2 separate regions of the Homo sapiens genome follow, and region 2 is linked to region 1. Evidence: chromatin contacts called from ENCODE Hi-C data. All regions are on one chromosome and are shown on one strand. The core of a region is the stretch at or near the end of the contact, and the rest is flanking DNA. Distances in the headings are between cores, read along the strand shown. Region 1 holds the start of LINC00620 (long intergenic non-protein coding RNA 620). Region 2 holds the start of XPC-AS1 (XPC antisense RNA 1).

The links. Hi-C counts contacts between places; a loop is a spot of excess contacts on that map. Pooled maps may share reads with other maps.
Region 2: a map of heart left ventricle shows a loop between it and region 1 (3-fold over the local background). The contact joins the promoter of XPC-AS1 here to the promoter of LINC00620 in region 1. A Hi-C loop is called at or near these places in 2 of 168 maps with a recorded cell type or tissue (heart left ventricle and naive thymus-derived CD4-positive, alpha-beta T cell) and 4 of 50 pooled maps.

The regions. Positions count from the first base shown.
Region 1 is chr3:13,649,407-13,652,117 of GRCh38, reverse strand. It overlaps LINC00620 (long intergenic non-protein coding RNA 620), which reads right to left and starts at 1,397. Exons shown (of 6, transcript NR_027103.1): 1 at 1,285-1,397. All of the region lies in intron 1 of LOC100293612 (a long non-coding RNA gene), which reads left to right.
Region 2 is chr3:14,148,241-14,150,951 of GRCh38, reverse strand. It overlaps XPC-AS1 (XPC antisense RNA 1), which reads right to left and starts at 1,390. Exons shown (of 2, transcript XR_001740603.2): 1 at 1,350-1,390; 2 at 1-1,110. XPC (XPC complex subunit, DNA damage recognition and repair factor) reads left to right here. Exons shown (of 16, transcript NM_004628.5): 12 at 2,004-2,138; 13 at 2,221-2,390. RefSeq lists enhancers at 1-97, 1,715-2,399.

The DNA of each region.
Region 1 (2,711 bases), core at 148-2,647:
AATGTCAGGCCATGGAACTGGGACTTGATGCCGTGGCAATGGGGAGTCATGGTGGGGTTTACACAGGGGAGAGGCCAAAAGCTCAGTGTCCTCTCTGCTAGCTCAGCCCCAAACATCTTCCTCTCACCTCCTGACGCAGCAGATAAGGACAGCAAGGCTCAGAAAGGCCAGGTTTCCTGTCCCTCCCCGATCCTCAGCCCCTCATCACCCGTGGCTGGACTCCCTGTGTGGCCTGGGCCAAATATTCAGCTCTTCTGGGCCTCAGTTTCTGTGTCTGTAAAACGGGGATCATCATGGAAGGAAGGAAGAGTTTAGTGAGGTAAGAAGGCTACACAAGTAGCCCGCCTGTCTCCCTCAGGGGAGGCAAGACAGACTGGTTCCAGACCATTTGCTACCCCAGGAAATGGCTGGGCAAGGTCTCTCTGAGAGCTGGAATGACCAGGCTGAACACAGGGCTGTAGGTCAGGCATCTGCTAGAACCCAGGTACTAGAGATCAGAATGCCCTATACACACACACACACACACACATACACACACACCCAGAACAGTGGCAGACACCCCCTCCCCTCCTCAGATGCGTTTCACCAGGTTCCCCCACACTCACAGCCACGCGCCTACAGAGATGCAAACTCACACACAGCTCCCGGTGTCCTGCAGGCCTCAGGGTAGCCCTGGTCCCAGTGTGCTAGGGACAGTCCCACCTCATATCCACTGCCTTGGCCTAATTAGCAGTGCCCCTTTCTTATTCATGTCCATGTCCACAATAAACTGTCTGATAAACCACTACATAGCGGACACACTGGTGTTGCCTTTCCTCTCCAGAGAGGTTCTCAACCATGCATGTGTGTATGTGTACACACGTGTGTACATGCAAGTGTGCGTGTGCATGTGTTCATGTGCGTGTCTGCGTGCATGTGTGTCTGCTTGTGTGCATGTTAGTGTGTGTGCGTGTGTGTGTGCCAGAGACGCCTTTGGCAGTCTGGGCAAGCCTGTAGGCTCTTAAATGCCGATTAGATTTAAATTATAGTTATCAGAATACTAAAAGGGGTCTGTGACGTGGCGCTACCTGGGCTTCCTTCTTAACCCAGTGAATGACACGGTCTAGCAGCGGGTCTAATACCCACTGCAATTTCAAAGTACTAAGGAAGGAAAGCGAGATTGCGCCATCTCTGAAATCAGTAGTGCTACTATAGCTCATTGCGTTCATAATTAAAGGACATGCTATGTTCCAATTAGAGTACAAAAGATGTTATTTCTGCCCATCCACGTTCACGCACCCCCACCTCGATTTCTCTCCAGGTCCTGAAAGCTGCTGTGCGACGCGGTCCTCGGACCTGGCCACCTGCCTCGCCCCGGCCGGGCCTGGCCTGCACTGGCCCGCACCGGCCCGCACCGGTCAGCACCGCCTCGCACCGGTCAGTACCGCCTCTCCGCTGTCCGCTCCTGCGCAGCCGTCCGCAGTTCCGCATGCCACCGCCAGGTGTCGCTGCACACACGCCGTGGCCCCGAGGCTCCTCTGCAAGCCGCTCCGCGAGGCTCTAGGGGGCCCCCCAGGGTCCTGTTTCCCGCGGCCCGCAACTTATCTGTGCACAGAGCACCCCCACGCTGCGCTAGGAACTTCCGCTGCTCCCCCACCACCTCACTCCTTCGTGCCTTTGAGCATGCTGCCTGCAGTGCCTGCCCTGATCTCCGGCTGGGTGATTCCTGCTGCACGTCAAAACCCACTGGAGGCAACACCTCCTCCAGGAAGCCTTCCCTGATGCCACTATAATGGCCCCTCTTGAGTTTCCACAGCCCCCTGTGTCTGCCTCATCATTGCAGTGACTGCCAACATGGTTGTGTCTGTTTCTGTGTCTGACTCCCCACTAGAATGTGAGCTTTGGGAGTATGGGGAGGGCCACGCAGTGGGCTGTTATGTTTTGTTTTTTAAGTAGACTTAATTTTTTAGAACAGTTTTAGGTTCCCAGGAAAACTGAGCAGAAAGTACAGAGAGTTCCCACACACTCCCTGCCCCTACACGTGCACAACCTCCCCTCTATCAACATCCCCAGCAGAGGGGTGCATGAGGGACCTGCACTGCCACATCAGTGTCACCCACAGCCCATGGTTTACGTGAGGGCTCATTCTTGAAGCTGTACATTCCATGTGTTTGGACAAATGTACAACGACCCTTATCCACCATTATTGTATCACACAGAATAGTGTCACCGCCCAAAAAATTCTCTAAACTCCACCCGTAATCCCCTGTGCTCCCTTCCCCCTAACCCCTGGCAACCACAGATCTTTTTACTGTTCCCATAGTTTTGCCTTTTCCAGAATGTTGTATTGTTGGAATCATACAGTGTGTAGCCTTTTCAGATTGGCTTCAGATTGGCTGGGCCACATGGCAAAACCCCGCCTCTACAAAAAATACAAAAATCAGTTGGGCGTGGTGGTGCATGCCTGTAGTCCCAGCTACTCAAGAGGCTGAGGTGGGAGAATCACATGAGCCTGGTAGGTTGAGGCTGCAGTGAATCGTGATTGCTTCACTGCACTCCAGCCTGGGTGACAGAGAAAGACCCTGTCTGAAAAAAAAAAAAAAAAAAAAAAAAAAAAAAAAAAACAGCCAAACTGTTTTCCAAAGTGGTTGTGCCATTTTGCATTCCCACCAGCAATGAATGTGAGTTCCTGGTGCTCCACATCCTCGCCAGCATTTGGTGTGTTAGTGCTT
Region 2 (2,711 bases), core at 141-2,640, 500 kb before region 1:
CCAGCGCCTTTAGTCTGAGTCCCGCACCCTCCCCATGGTGCACAGTGATGTTCTGGTGCTCACTGCCTCTGCATTCCAGAGGACTTAGGCCCCAGGTCCCAGTGTTCTCCCACCTCTGTGCCCTGTGGGGTCCAGCCCTGTTCTCTTGGGCAACCCCTTGCCCCTTTAAGCCTCTGCTCAGGCGGGACCTGTTTTGAGCAGCCTTTCTTGCCTCCACTGTCCTCAGGGCTGGGCAATGGCTTGCCTCTGAGCTCCTGTTCCACCCTGTACTCATCACGCTGAGTCGTAGCTCTGTCTCTTCCCCTGCAGGAGCCTGAGCTCCTAAGAGCAAAGACTGTCCTCGCTCCATCCCTCCTTCATGACTGGGTCATGGCCTGGTCTCCAGGAGATCCCAGTGGAAGTTTACTGAACAGTGTGCTGGGTGAATGGCTTCTCAGAAAGGGACGGTTGTCAGAACTCAGAGTCCCTCTGTCCCTGAAGTGGTGACAGAGAGGGTGCGCCCAGAGATCATGGCAGGAATGGACATGAGAGCTCGCAGGCCACCCCCAACCTGGGGAATGGCTTTTCACATTTTTAAAGGGTTATAAGAATGAGAAGAATAAAGAATATGTGATGGAGGCCACGCATGACCCTTTACAGAACAAGCTTGTGGGCCCCTGCACTAGAGGAAGTCTGTATGCTGAGGCCCAGGGGCCAGCCCTCAGCCGCACGCCCATGCCTGACTCCTCTAAGAGTTACGTGACTCTGTCCTTGCCTGTCCTGCGCCCCTCTCACCACTTCACTCCCCAGGGAAGATCTTGGCCTTGGCCACTGCACGCTGTTGGGGAGCACACTGGGAGTCCTGAACTGTCAGTGCTTTCTAGGGCGTGTGAGCAGACATAGGTTATATGTTGAGACACAGGCTCTACTGATGGACAGTTACCTGAATTGTAAATCCTGGTTCTTGTCACTTACCAGCCATCAGCTCTTAAGTGACTTTGTCTCTCAGTCTCAGTCACTGCTATCAGTGATGACAGCACAGAATATAGGCTAGTGGATGAAAGTGTGGGCTCTGGCCCTTACGAGCTGTGTGACTTTAGGCAAATCATTTACCCCGTCTGTGGTGTTCATCTGTAAAATGGAAACAATAATAAGACCTACCTTGTGGGTTTGTTGAAAAAATTAAATAATAACATATAAAGCACTGAAGATAGGCTGGGCGCAGTGGCTCATGCCTGTAATTCCAGCACTTTCGGAGGCCAAGGCAGGTGGATCATTTGAGGTCAGAAGTTTGAGACCAGCCAGGCCAATATGGTGACACCCCATCTCTACCAAAAATATAAAAATTAGCTGGGCATGGTGGCGGGTACCTGTAGTCCCAGCTACTCAGGAGACAGGCACGAGAATCACTTGAATCCGGGAGGTGGAGGTTGTAGTGAGCTGAGATCACACCAGGGCACTCCAGCCTGGGCAACAGAGTGAGACTCCGTCTCAGGGGGATAAAAAAACAAAAAACACCGAGAATAGTGTCTGGGACAGAGAATGTTCCATAAATGTTAGCTAGTGCTTGTAGTAAGAAAAGGGGAGCAGCCGGGCACGGTGGCTCACGCCTGTAATCCCAGCCCTTTGGGAGGTTGAGGCGAGTGCATCACCTGAGGTCAGGAGTTCGAGACCAGCCTGGCCAACATGGTGAAACCCCCGTCTCTACTAAAAATACAAAAATTAGCCGGGCGTGGTGGCAGGCACCTGTAATCCCAGCTACTCAGGAGGCTGAGGCAGGAGAATTGCTTAAACCCAGGAGGCAGAGGTTGCAGCGAGCCAAGATTGCACCACTGTACTCCAGCCTGGGCGACAGAGCGAGACTCTGTCTCAAAAAAAAAAAAGGGAGAAAAAGCACCCCAGCTGGTAGGTGTGTTCTGAGGGTTCACCAGGTACCAGGCATGCGGCACTGAGCATGGTGCCTGGCCCGGTGCTGAGGAACTGGATGCCTTTGTTGTAAACGGTGGCCGTGTCCTCTGGTGCAGATGGTGAAAGGCTTTTCTAACCGTGCTCGGAAAGCCCGACTTGCTGAGCCCCAGCTGCGGGAAGAAAATGACCTGGGCCTGTTTGGCTACTGGCAGACAGAGGAGTATCAGCCCCCAGTGGCCGTGGACGGGAAGGTAAGGGCAGCATCAGAAGGGCTCAGGACCAGGCCGCCTTGTTCCCCTGCTGGCCAAATGCTGACTTGCTCACCCGACACAGGTGCCCCGGAACGAGTTTGGGAATGTGTACCTCTTCCTGCCCAGCATGATGCCTATTGGCTGTGTCCAGCTGAACCTGCCCAATCTACACCGCGTGGCCCGCAAGCTGGACATCGACTGTGTCCAGGCCATCACTGGCTTTGATTTCCATGGCGGCTACTCCCATCCCGTGTGCGTGAGGGGCCTTCGATGGAGGCTAAACACAGGGATGGGGAGGGGTGGCTCCAGAGATGGGGATGGAAAGCTGGCATGGGGCTGCTGGGAGTTGAGGCCTGGTGGCTCCAATTTTCAGGATGTTACACTGGATTTGCAAAGTCAGTGCTTTACCAATTCTGGCTTCCCTCCAGAGGGAACGGAGCCAATGAAACTGGCATCGTAATGCTGGATTAAAACGTTCTTCCCAGGTTTAGGGACTCACAGGCTAGTGAGCAAAAAACAGTCAGCATCTTTCCCCGGCAGCTGCCTGGTTAGTGAGCTCTGTTCCATGATGGG